Linked DNA regions of Homo sapiens: all the other regions are linked to region 2. The links are chromatin contacts, found by Hi-C or POLR2A ChIA-PET in ENCODE. All regions are on one chromosome and are shown on one strand. The core of a region is the stretch at or near the end of the contact, and the rest is flanking DNA. Distances in the headings are between cores, read along the strand shown.

What was found. A loop is a pair of places that touch in the nucleus more often than their neighbours do. ChIA-PET counts read pairs that join two places held with the same protein, here RNA polymerase II (POLR2A). Pooled maps may share reads with other maps.
Region 1: a loop to region 2 is called in a pooled map, with 3 times the contacts of the local background. The contact joins the enhancer-like site here to the promoter of NUP43 in region 2. A Hi-C loop is called at or near these places in 2 of 37 single-sample maps with no recorded cell type and 3 of 50 pooled maps. POLR2A ChIA-PET finds 5 or more read pairs at or near these places in 2 of 52 experiments (B cell and Caco-2).
Region 3: a loop to region 2 is called in a pooled map, with 2.1 times the contacts of the local background. The contact joins the enhancer-like site here to the promoter of NUP43 in region 2. A Hi-C loop is called at or near these places in 1 of 37 single-sample maps with no recorded cell type and 1 of 50 pooled maps. POLR2A ChIA-PET finds 5 or more read pairs at or near these places in 2 of 52 experiments (activated CD4-positive, alpha-beta T cell and activated T-cell).
Region 4: a loop to region 2 is called in a pooled map, with 15 times the contacts of the local background. The contact joins the promoter of TAB2 here to the promoter of NUP43 in region 2. A Hi-C loop is called at or near these places in 3 of 37 single-sample maps with no recorded cell type and 14 of 50 pooled maps.

What each region holds. Positions count from the first base shown.
Region 1 is chr6:149,466,943-149,469,730 of GRCh38, reverse strand. All of the region lies in intron 2 of ZC3H12D (zinc finger CCCH-type containing 12D), which reads left to right. Among named protein-coding and RNA genes, the nearest start is that of ZC3H12D, 17 kb to the left of the region's middle. Within about 2 kb of position 1,395, at least 4 of the 41 ENCODE cell types and tissues checked have a DNase peak (open chromatin) inside an H3K27ac peak, as active enhancers do; they include B cell, where a contact is called at or near this core.
Region 2 is chr6:149,745,150-149,747,884 of GRCh38, reverse strand. NUP43 (nucleoporin 43) reads left to right here and starts at 1,356. Exons shown (of 8, transcript NM_198887.3): 1 at 1,356-1,509; 2 at 1,823-1,945. The coding sequence starts at 1,390. RefSeq lists an enhancer at 987-1,046.
Region 3 is chr6:149,335,211-149,338,071 of GRCh38, reverse strand. All of the region lies in intron 1 of TAB2 (TGF-beta activated kinase 1 (MAP3K7) binding protein 2), which reads right to left. Among named protein-coding and RNA genes, the nearest start is that of TAB2, 19 kb to the right of the region's middle. RefSeq lists an enhancer at 1,210-1,359. Within about 2 kb of position 1,296, at least 11 of the 41 ENCODE cell types and tissues checked have a DNase peak (open chromatin) inside an H3K27ac peak, as active enhancers do.
Region 4 is chr6:149,316,247-149,319,091 of GRCh38, reverse strand. It overlaps TAB2 (TGF-beta activated kinase 1 (MAP3K7) binding protein 2), which reads right to left and starts at 1,380. Exons shown (of 7, transcript NM_001292034.3): 1 at 1,077-1,380. RefSeq lists enhancers at 48-157, 318-497 and silencers at 588-1,487, 1,578-2,117, 2,168-2,237.

The sequences.
Region 1 (2,788 bases), core at 146-2,645, 280 kb after region 2:
GGACTAGCAGCCCAAAGACTGATTTCTCAGTGCAGTCTCCATACCTTAAAGGTAGGGCTGTGTGTGTGTTTCCGTGAGAAAGAGAGGGACATCAGCTCGGGTCATTCAGCTGAATACCTGAGTCCATAGATACCTGGCTTTAAGAATAATGTCCAGCAACTTTTTAAAAAGAAGGCAGCTTTCATTGAAAGCGTGTTCAAAATGGCATCATGGTGTGTGGGAAGAGCATGAATTCTCACGAGCCAACAGTTGCAGCATTTTCTTTTTTTTTTTGAGATGGAGTCTCGCTCTGTCGCCCAGGCTGGAGTGCAGTGGCGCCATCTCGGCTCACTGCAAGCTCCGCCTCCCGGGTTCACGCCATTCCCCTGCCTCAGCCTCCCAAGTAGCTGGGACTACAGGTGCCCGCCACCACGTCCAGCTAATTTTTTTGTACTTTTAATACAGACGGGGTTTCACCGTGTTAGCCAGGATGGTCTCGATCTCCTGACTTAGTGATCCACCCGCCTCGGCCTCCCAAAGTGCTGGGATTACAGGCTTGAGCCATCGCTCCCGGCTGAGTTGCAGCATTTTCTTGCCTAGGGTGGGCAGACTCACAAGTGCCCAGCCTGTTTTACATTCTGTAGGCAAATCTAGAAAAGGCGGGATTCAAAGTACAACCTTGGGGGGAAAGCACCTGATAATTTCACATCCTCTTACTGCCCCAGAGTAGGGTTTCATGTAAATGTGTCCTCATTTTGGAGTGCACAGGGCTTTTTGCTTTGGCTGTTGTTTACATTTTTACACTCTCAGGACACTCTGCAGGCTCTGGTTTGTGCTGGAGTAAGGGATCTCCAAGGAAGAGAGAGATCAGGCTTGAAATCATACCTCTCAGTTTTCATCATGCCCCCCTCAGTGGGTTCCCAGCAGGCAAGAAAGAGAATGGTGGGGGTTTATGACCGGGCTGGGGGTCAGACCTGCTTCTGAGACCCTGACTCTGTTCTGTCTGACGTTAGCCTTGGGCTCCTGCCTGTCTGCACCCATTTCTTGTAAGGCGAAAGCTCCCAGATCAGCCCCTGCTCACGGTCTCTTTCCCCTGCCTTGAGCTGGGGAGAGATCTCCTGGTGAGAAGGGTCAGAGTGTTTGCAATTGAACCCCCAGTAAGAAACAGAGTGGCAAGAGCAGCTTCCCTTCACATCTCAGACCCCTGAGGAATCATTGCTCCTCTCTTTCCTCCTGCCCATAGCCACAACCTTCCTCCATATGTGACTGCTTTGGGAGCCCCTAGCCTCTGCAGGAACTACTTGGCAATAGTCAAAGATGCAGTGGTGTACAATTGGATTGTCTAGTTACTGAAACTGGCTGGCACTCTGATTGCAGCTACCCCAGGCACAGTTGTCAGGCAGGCAAAATTTGCCTTGGGTGCCAACCCACTTCCTCTTTGTACCTTTGGTTATTCAAAACTCCCATCTCTGGTGGGGTGCAGTGGCTTATGCCTGTAATCCTAGCACTTTGGGAGGCCAAGGCAGGCGAATCACCTGAGGTCAGGAGTTTGAGACCAGCCTGACCAACGTGGAGAAACCCCGTCTCTACTAAAAATACAAAATTAGCTGGGTGTGGTGATGCATGCTTGTAATCCCAGCTACTCGGGAGGCTGAGGCAGGAGAATCGCTTGAACCTGGGAGGTGGAGGTTGTGGTGAGCTGAGATTGCGCCATTGCACTCCAGTCTGGGCAACAAGAACAAAACTCCGTCTCAAAAACAAACAGAAAACAAAAACAAAACTCCCAGCTCCTGTCTCCTTTTCCCAGGGCCTGGCTCTCGGCTTGCTGCCTGATGAGCTGGTTCACAGTGTTGGTTAATAAGGGCATGAGGTGCCTTTTCTAAGCATGAGCATTTAAACTGTGGGTTACTATTCCTCCAAAAGAACTGCCATCTGGATCCTGAGGTATAGATGGAGTTGGGGGGAATCAATGGTCTTTGGGAGACTAGGGAGGAAGAGTTTTGCAGCCTAAGGGGTCAGGCTTTGAGGGCTGCCCCTAGATCAGAGAGATGGACACATTGTTTTGCTTCAGTTTCCTCAAGGGTAAAATGGGGACAAGGTCACTTCCTCAAGGGCTTCTTGTAATGATTAAATGAGGCAAAACGTGCAAAGTGCCCTGGCAGACAGAACCCTCTACAGATCTTAAAAATGAGCTCCAAGGCCAGGCGCAGTGGCTCATGCCTGTAATCTCAGCACTTTGGGAGGCCAACATGGGAGGATCACCTGGGGCCAGGAGTTCAAGACCGGCCTGGGCAACATAGCCAGACCTCATCTCTACAACAAATTTTTAAAATTAGCCAGGTGTGGCAGTGCATACCTGTAGTCCCAGCGACTTGGGAGGCTGAGGTGGGAGGACTGCTTGAGCCTGAGAGGTTGAGGCTACTGTGAGCCATGATTGTACCATTGCACTCCAGCCTGGGTAACAGAATGAGACTCCATTTCTTAAATAAAAAAAAAAGAGCTCCAAGAAGCAGGGGTGATGTCTTTTCTTAGCATGCAGTGCAGAGCCTTGTAGTAGATATTCAGGAATTGCACTGAGTCTGTGAAGGAACGTGCAGATGAGTGGATGCCTTTGGTGTGTGCATTCCTGTCTGTGTGCTGGGGAGTGGGCTCCCAGGGCGACTGAGAGCTCTGCCAGGGTCCAGGTTCCCTTCCTGTCTCTCACCACTGAACACTGCCTCCTACACCCACCAAAGGTGTCAGAGATGGCTTGTGAATGGTTAAATGCAAATATGGAAGGAGACCCTGAAAAAAGAGCAGCAATTAAGAA
Region 2 (2,735 bases), core at 107-2,606:
ACTGGTAACTCTAAAGCTGACCCAGATGGATTGCATTTACATGCAGTGCTTCCGTAAACTGTCCCTGTGAAGTAGGACTACCAATATCACATAAAAACAACAGTAGCATAATGGCCCTTTTTAAAGAAATAACCAACATACAGTTATGAATACCTATAGTGTAAAAGAGCTTCATTTTTTAGTTGAATAAGTCATATCTCTTGTATTCAGTAGGATTTACATTCTAATGGGGGAGGAATATGCATCTAAAGAAAACTAACATAAGATATATCCAAAATATATGTCATTAGTGGTCTAGATATCAAATGCTAGCTCACGCCTGTAATCCCAGCACTTTGGGAGGACAAGGCAGTTGGATCACCTGAGGTCAAGAGTTCGAGACCAGCCTGGCCAATATGGTGAAATCCCGTCTCTCCAAAAAAAAAAAAAAAAAATTAGCCAGGCATGGTGGCGCACACCTGTAGTCCCAGCTACCCTGGAAGCTGAGGTGGGAGAATCACTTGAACCTGGGAGGCGGAGGCAGAGGTTGCAGTGAGCTGAGATTGTACCACTGCACTCCAGCTTGGGCCACAGAGACCCTGTCTTAAAAAAGAAAAAAAATGGTGTTGATTTAGATCAACATTGGCTGGGGTCGTCAGGAAATGGTAAAGGAAAGAACAGATCCTTGAAGGATAGGCAGGATTCTGAGGAGTAAAGAGGAAGGGAAGAATATTATAGGTGTAACCAAAAGCACAGAAGGAACCTAGAAAACTGATTCCTGGGCCGTTGACAATAGGTATCACAAACTTCATTCTTAATCATGCACGTAATTGAATTGATCAAAGCTAGGCAATTGGCATCAAAACTAAAACTGGAGTCTTTCAGAATTCCAACTCCAGGCTCTGACAGTGTGTATTAACTTTGAAGCAAAGTATTTGTTTGGGAGACAAGAGGGAGAGGTTTGGGATAGTAGGTTGGCACTTTATTCGAGGTACTTCCACGAGTATTTAAGGATTTTTGAATCGTTTTCTATGCGCAGTGACCTGCAACTGCTTAGGTGTGGTTTCAAGGTGGTTTCTACTGCATTGTTTTTGTTCTGTTTTTGCACTTAAATTTTACACTGCACAATTATTGAACACAAGAAAATACTGACATTGCAGATTAGGAGCAAGTCCTACTGCTCAAAGGCCAAAGCGCTCTTGCCTTTGCTCAGAGCTGCTCTGTGAGATGGGTGGGCCTCTCAGTCTAGGTACTGACTGTGCCCACACTGGCTATCGACGAGAATTGACTCTCTGCAGCCACCGTCTCCGTCCTAAAGTCCCATCCAATCAGGGTTCCGCGGGAAGAGGCGGTGCTGAGAGGCGCGTACTGTGCTTGCTTTTTGCAGTACCTGCTGCGGCCGCTTTCGGCATGGAGGAAATTTATGCGAAGTTTGTGTCCCAGAAAATCAGCAAAACCCGCTGGCGACCGCTGCCTCCGGGAAGTTTACAGACCGCGGAGACGTTCGCTACAGGATCTTGGGACAATGAGGTATCGCCGCTGATAGGGACGAGCCCCTACCTCCTCCCTCTCTCCGGTTGAGCTGACCCCTGGCCTTCCGCGCGCCAACTCCCACCTTCTGGTTCTTCTCGCACTTTTAGGTCCCCCGGACCCCTGTCTCAGGCGCGGTTGCTCCGTAGCTCAGAGCCGGTGATGGCATGCCTGAGCCTCGTATCTCGTTGTGTTTTAAACTCACCATACCATTTGAGATGTTTTGGAGCAACATTTCCGGACGGGAGCACAACTTTTATTTTCCGAGAGTTGACGTTTATGTCATCTCAAGACAAAACTTTCTGTTTTACAGGAAAATTATATTTCACTGTGGTCTATTGGAGATTTTGGAAACTTGGACTCTGATGGAGGGTTTGAAGGAGACCATCAGTTATTGTGTGATATCAGACACCATGGTGATGTAATGGATTTACAGGTAAATCTGTGTAGCATCCAAAAGCTAACTTTGAAAGTCCTGAGTAATACATTTAAACAAGCAGAGCATCATAAAAGTTGTCTGGTGTCACCCCTCGTTTACAGAAAACTGAGTGCTCTGTAAGTTATGATTTGCCCAACATCATTTAGCCATTTAGTGGCAGAAAAAGGACTGGGAAAGGGGATGTAGATTTAATCATACTTTTTTATTAATTGACTGTCGACTATGTGCTAAATACCGTTTGGGGAGCTTTACAAAAATTAATTATTGTTGCATGCCAGTGAATCAAGTATCGTTACTTTGTTTTACTAATGAGAAAATTGAGACTAATATATCTTGAGCATGTACTATGTGACAGATACTGTGCAGGGGGATAACATCATTTTGTTTTTTGAATTCTCATAACAACTCCCTAAGTAGAGATTAGTGCTCCCGTTTTAAAGATTTACCACGATTTAGTGAACTTAACTTGGCCAAAGTCTCAAAACCAGTAATGAGTGGTGGGGATGAAATTGAGTTTTCTTTTTTTTTTTTTTTTCCAAGATGGAGTCTCGCTCTGTCACCCAGGCTGGAGTACAGTGGCATGATCTGAGCTCACTACAACCTCCGCTTCCCGGGTTCAAGCGATTCTCCTGCCTCAGCCTCCCGGGTAGCTGGGACTACAGGCGCAGGCCACCATACCCGGCTAATTTTTTGTATTTTTAATAGAGACGGGGTTTCACCATATTAGCCACGATGGTCTCTATTTCCTGACCTGGTGATTTGCCTGCCTCGGCCTCCCAAAGTGCTG
Region 3 (2,861 bases), core at 47-2,546, 410 kb after region 2:
CAAAACACAGCTGGCCTCAGGGTTTCAGATAAAGCATTGTGGACCTGTATAATATTATTCTAGGAATCCTAATTTAGGCACCCTATACTTAACTTTCTTCCTGATACTCTCTCTTACCTGACTCCATGCATCTCAGCTCCCATACCACCAAGTTCTATTATTTTTTCTTTCCAATATCTCCTGCAATTTTACTCTATCTCTAACTGCTTACCACCCTATCCCTATCATCAAACATATAAATGACCAGACCCACTGCTTAGCTCCCTGCCAGTCTTCCCACCCTCTGTGTAAGTATAGTATAAGAGATTAAGAAAGTTTCCTATATAACCACTTTAAATATTTCACTCAATTGCAGAGGAATTTAATAAACTGAAACAGATAAATAATAAAAGAGGAAGGATAGTGACTGTGGTGTTACAAGATGAGTTTCTGTTATTTTTTTAAACAGTTTATCTACAATTGTGAGCTAAGAAGAGTTTGACCCTTTTTTCTAAACTGGTTGAAACTTTGAAATTTTCTATGTTAACACATCTATTCTGTAACTGAAACAAAACAAACAAATGAACAAAATTGGCAAGGCTCCTTTCCTGCTTATCACTTCAGCTAAAACCCCTCAGTGTGGTTTTTCAATGCCTTCTCCAGTTTGGTTCCACTAGATCGGGGGTCATGAATCCCTCTGGCAGTCTGGAGAAAGCTACAGAGTCCCCCTCAGAGTGGTTTTAAATGCATAAAATACAATATCTAGGATTATAAAGAAAGCCAGTTTTACTAAAATATAGTTGTTTTTGAAAATATGGTTTTAAATGCATAAAATATACATTACTAAGAAAACCAATTATACCGAAACAGTTATCAAGTGTTTTTAAAAACCTTGTATGTGATATATTCATACATATGCTTCTTTAGTAATAATACAATAAAATCTAGTGGGAGTCTAATAAAAACCATAATTCTGAAGTAGTAATATGCATAAATTATAGAGATATCAACAGCTGTAATCTGAAAATATCTGTGCTTTTTCTATTAGTAATAAAAGATATACGTACTGCTAATATTACTGTAGTCTGCCGCTTAAAATCTTATTAAAAGTAAATGCTAAATTTCAGTTCAAAGTTCATAAAAATATAAAGATGTCACTTTTTTTTTTTTATCTAAATGCATGCAGCCCTCTAAATTGTATCCCTGGATCCCTTCAGGGTCTTGCAGATTAAAACTACTCTATTAAATTCACCTGCTTCTATTTCCCAGCAGTCCCCACACCCTTAGGAATCTGGGCAGGCCTGTCTGAACATGTTCAACCCACACTTTCCTTTCTTTGCTTACTACACTACTGCCCTTGCTTAGAATGTTATGTCTTCACCTTGAGGCTTATCAAAATCTTAACTACCTCTTCAAAACCAATTCCAATTTCACCTTCTACTTGAATTCTTTTTATCCTGCTTCAGCCCACATGGATCTTTTCCTACAACTACTAATGTAGCTGTAGGTCAATGCTTTATGAATCAACATTTAATTATTCTCTTACAGTCTACTTCTGTGTCTCTTCATCTAAGTTATAAGATCCCCGGAGACATGTGCTATGTGCTTACACATAGAACACTGCATATACATAATATAGGCACATATAAAGTACTCAGCAAGTGCCCCCAATAAATCAAGCACAGAAGATCATCTGTTTGGCAACTTCGAGTACCAGAAAATACATCAAGATAAGCCAAAAGTTCCACTAAGGAGTTAAAACAGACATAAATTAGGCTTATAGTTCACCTCTATCAGAACCTAGATACTCCTATTTAATTAAGAACCCAGAAGCTTATTTACTAGGCAGCAATGAATTCCAAGTAATAAATCAAGGAAGGAGCACTAAAGTCAGCACAAGACAATGATTCATTCCAAACATATTGGTTAAGCACTACTACGTGCCAGGCACTGTTCTAGAATCTATGATTCAGTTCTCATATAGCAACTTAGTGCCAGGCCCTGGACTAGAACCCGGGGTTCCTGACTCATTCTGAAGCTCTGAAACAAAATGTTTATTTCTATCTTCCAGAAAAGGTTTAGTATGCAGGGTAAAAGTGGGGGAGGGGAGGAGGTGTTACTATTTCAGAAAGCAGCAAAGTATGTGAAACATTATAAAGAAATAGATTTGGAGGTATGAATATCTATATTTATCTACACACAATATACATAATATATTGTAAAATCTCTATAAAATCTCTAAAATAGATTCAGGAGTAAGTTTCAATCATTTTATGTACTTACTACCTAAGAATACTAGATGAATGAGGTGTTACTCTGCTTATTAATATTTTAATCACAAACACTTCATAAAATTGTATTTTTCTTCAAAGAGCCCTGCCAAGTTGCTTCATTTATTTGATGTAAAAATAAAAAACTAGGTCAGGTATAGTGGCTCATACCTGTAATCGCAGCACTTTGGGAGACCAAAGCAAGAGGATCACTTGAGCCAAGGAGTTTGAGACTAGCCTGTGCAATACAGCAAAACCCTGCCTCTACAAAAAGTTAGAAAAAAAGTATTAGCCAGGCATGGTGGCTGGTGTCTGTAGTCCCAGGTACTTGGGAGGCTAAGGTGGGAGGTTAAGGCTGAGCCCAGGAAGTTAAGGCTGCAGTGAGCTATGATTGTACCACTGCCCTCCAGCCTGGGTGACAGAGTAATACCCTGTCTCAAATATATGTATGTAAATATTATATATATGTTATATATACACACATATATTTTTTATATATATAATACATACATACATACATATCTATATATAAACTTTTCTACCAATTTCCTGGAGGTGAGGTGGGGTGGGGTGGTAGTAATGATGGTAGTAGATATTATTCTAAATAATCTT
Region 4 (2,845 bases), core at 131-2,630, 430 kb after region 2:
CCTAAAACAGACAAAATGGATGCAAAATTATATTGCCGTACAGTTGCTCTGAATACGATCTTAGCGTTCAAGAACTTTCCAATGAATAAGGGTACTCAACAGCCTGCACTGGGGGCCTAAATTTCGTGAACTACGGAGAAACCCCTGTGAGGCTGCAAATTCCCTCCGCTCTCCTGGAAAACCCTCTTATCAGAAACATTTGAAGAATTTATCCACAACAATTAAGCTGACTTGAAGAATGGAAACCTAACATCTCAAATATACTATATATGGAATGAAACATGGCCAAACACATAAATACAAACTCACACGGTCTCTGACACTTTGGTGTACGACTGTGCCTGAACATCTCACAGCATCAGCAACAGAAAGATCCACCTGTCACCTGTTCAGCACCGCCAAGAGACCCTTGCAGCCTCCCTGACTCAACCACAATCGTAGGGTTTGAGGTTGATGGGACCGAAAACCAGAAACATCCAGTGAAATTTAAGGGGCCACATATTCATAGTAGGGCTTGCCCCCCACTTCAAAGACGGCTGCAGAAAACCAAGATCCGCAAAGGAACGATGTTCTCCCTCCCGCCCGACCCCCACATAACTGCCCCGTGTCTGTCCCCAAAACCCCCGCCCCTGAGTCATCTTTAACTAGACCTCGGCTCCCCAAAAGGAGATTTTTCCTCCCCCGCCCCCACCTCACACATGCCTGGGGGCGGGTCAGGGGCGCCGACGCAGGGAGGGGCCCTCCCGAGCCCCTTGCGCCCTCCCCCACCCGGGGCTCTCCTAGGCGCTCGATTCCAATGAAGCTCCCCCTCCCCCCCCGCACGGACGCCCCGGAGCCCAGGCCCGGCCCGATGCTCCCCACCCCCACCGGACTGGGGGACTCGGGGGGCCTCCCTCTCCGCCACGCCACTGGGGGAAGGAAAGAGGCGGAGGGAGGAAGAGTGCAAGTTAGAAGCGAACGCCCCGCACGGGCCTCGCGAGGCGGCAGAGCCCCTTCCAGACGGAGGGGGGTGCGGGGCGATGAGGGGAGAGCCAGGTTGGGGATCCCGCCGAGGCCCGGCAGCGCTGTCCGCTTACCCTTTGCCGCCGCCGCTTCCCCCTCCTCCTCCTCGGCCGCCGCCGCCGCCGCCTCTCCCACTAGGGCAGCCGTCTCCACCGTCGCCTCCGCCACCACGGCCGCCGCCAGCGCCGCCGCCGCCTCCGGTTCCACCCGGCAGGGGGGACACCTCAGCCCTCCCTCCCTCCCCGCTCAGCCCCCTCCGCTCGCCCGCCGCCGCCAACTCCCTCCGGCCGCCGCCGCCGCCACCGCTCCTGGCTGAGGGGGAGGGGAGGGGGTCGGGCTGGGTCGCCCCGCCGGCGGCTGCAGCAGATCAAAAACGACGGCTGGGCGGCGTCGCCGCTCCCCAATCCTCAGCTCCGGCTCGCTCGGCCTCCCCACCTCCCTCTGCCCCCACCCCCCTCGCGCTCGCCTGCCCTCCCCCCACCCCCCCAGCTCTCGCTCGCTCTCGCCGCGGCTCCGCCAGCCCAGTCCAAATCAAAATACTGTCACACAATATGGCGGCGCGGCGGCCGGCAAACACCGCGAGATCTGCAGCCGCGGCTGAGGCGGCGGCTGTGACGAGGCCTCCCCTAGCCGAACGGCGGGGGAGCAGCAGGCGGCGGCGGCGGCGGCGGCTGCGGCTGCGGCCCGGGGATGCTCTTCCTCCGACCTGTACCCCTCCCCCGACACTCGCAGTCTCTACGCCTGTCTTGCTAGGGCTGGAGGGAGGACGCGGGCCGCCGCTGGGGCCGTGCGAGGGGGGTGCCGGTGCGGGCAGCCCGGGGAGGGCTGGGACCCCCTTTCTCCGCCTGGGCCCCCCATCCTTGGGGGTAGGTTGCGGGTTCCACCTCCCGCCACGGGGGCCGCTAGCAGTTTGGGCTGAGGGAAGAAAGGAACTGAGCTCGCGTCCCAGCTGCACCTAGCGGAGGGGCTGGCCGGGTCCGGAAGTGGGTGGCGGGACTTGCCGGGCGGCCGGCGGCGCCGCGCGGGTGGGGTCCGGGGGCCCGGCCGGACCCCGGGGCGCTGCGGCGGCCGAGAGGAGCAGGTGGGCCCGCGGCGGAGGCTGGCGCCGGGTCGCTGCGGTCCGGGACACACCCCCTTGGAGCCGGATCGCACCGCCGGCTAACGGGAGGGACCCGTGCAGAATCGTCCCTAGGGTGTGCGGGAGACGTCTTGGGAGCCTCACAACTGGCAACTTCGAGACTTGGAAAAAGTGTCGGCTTCTGACTTTTCTTGAGCAGTTGAGGGGGAAAAAAGAAATCTAAATGCTGCGAGGGTTTCGTTGTTTCGATTTTATTTTAATTGCACGTTCCTAGAAGTCCTAGAAGCAGAGCCAAAGACTAGCTTTGCGGGAAGAGGGGGGGCCTTCAAGTTTCTACCTCCTTAAATAAATATTTGTTTAGTGTCCCCCTAGGGAAAAAAAAAGCGTGTTTAATACTCAGACGTTTCTCACAATGTGAAATATTTATTTAAAAATTCTAGCGCTTCCATGGTGTCCAAAACACTAGGGCATTTTTCTGCCCCTGTCCAAAATGTCCATATCCCTGGCAGTTTCTTCCTTGAAACAATTCTTACTCCAGAGAAAAATCCTAAAGGACCATTTTTATACTTTTATTTCCAGTGTGAGCACTGTAGCTACAGTGAGAATTTTTTTTAAACCATCTTTTAAATAGTAGAGCCTTCCTCACAGTTAAAAGTTCTTTCTCCCCACTTCCTTTTTCCTCATTCATCCTTTGAAAATACCTGAAGTCTGGGCTATAGCACCAATTCAAATACTTTGCCACTTCAAAAGCTGAAAGTACTTATG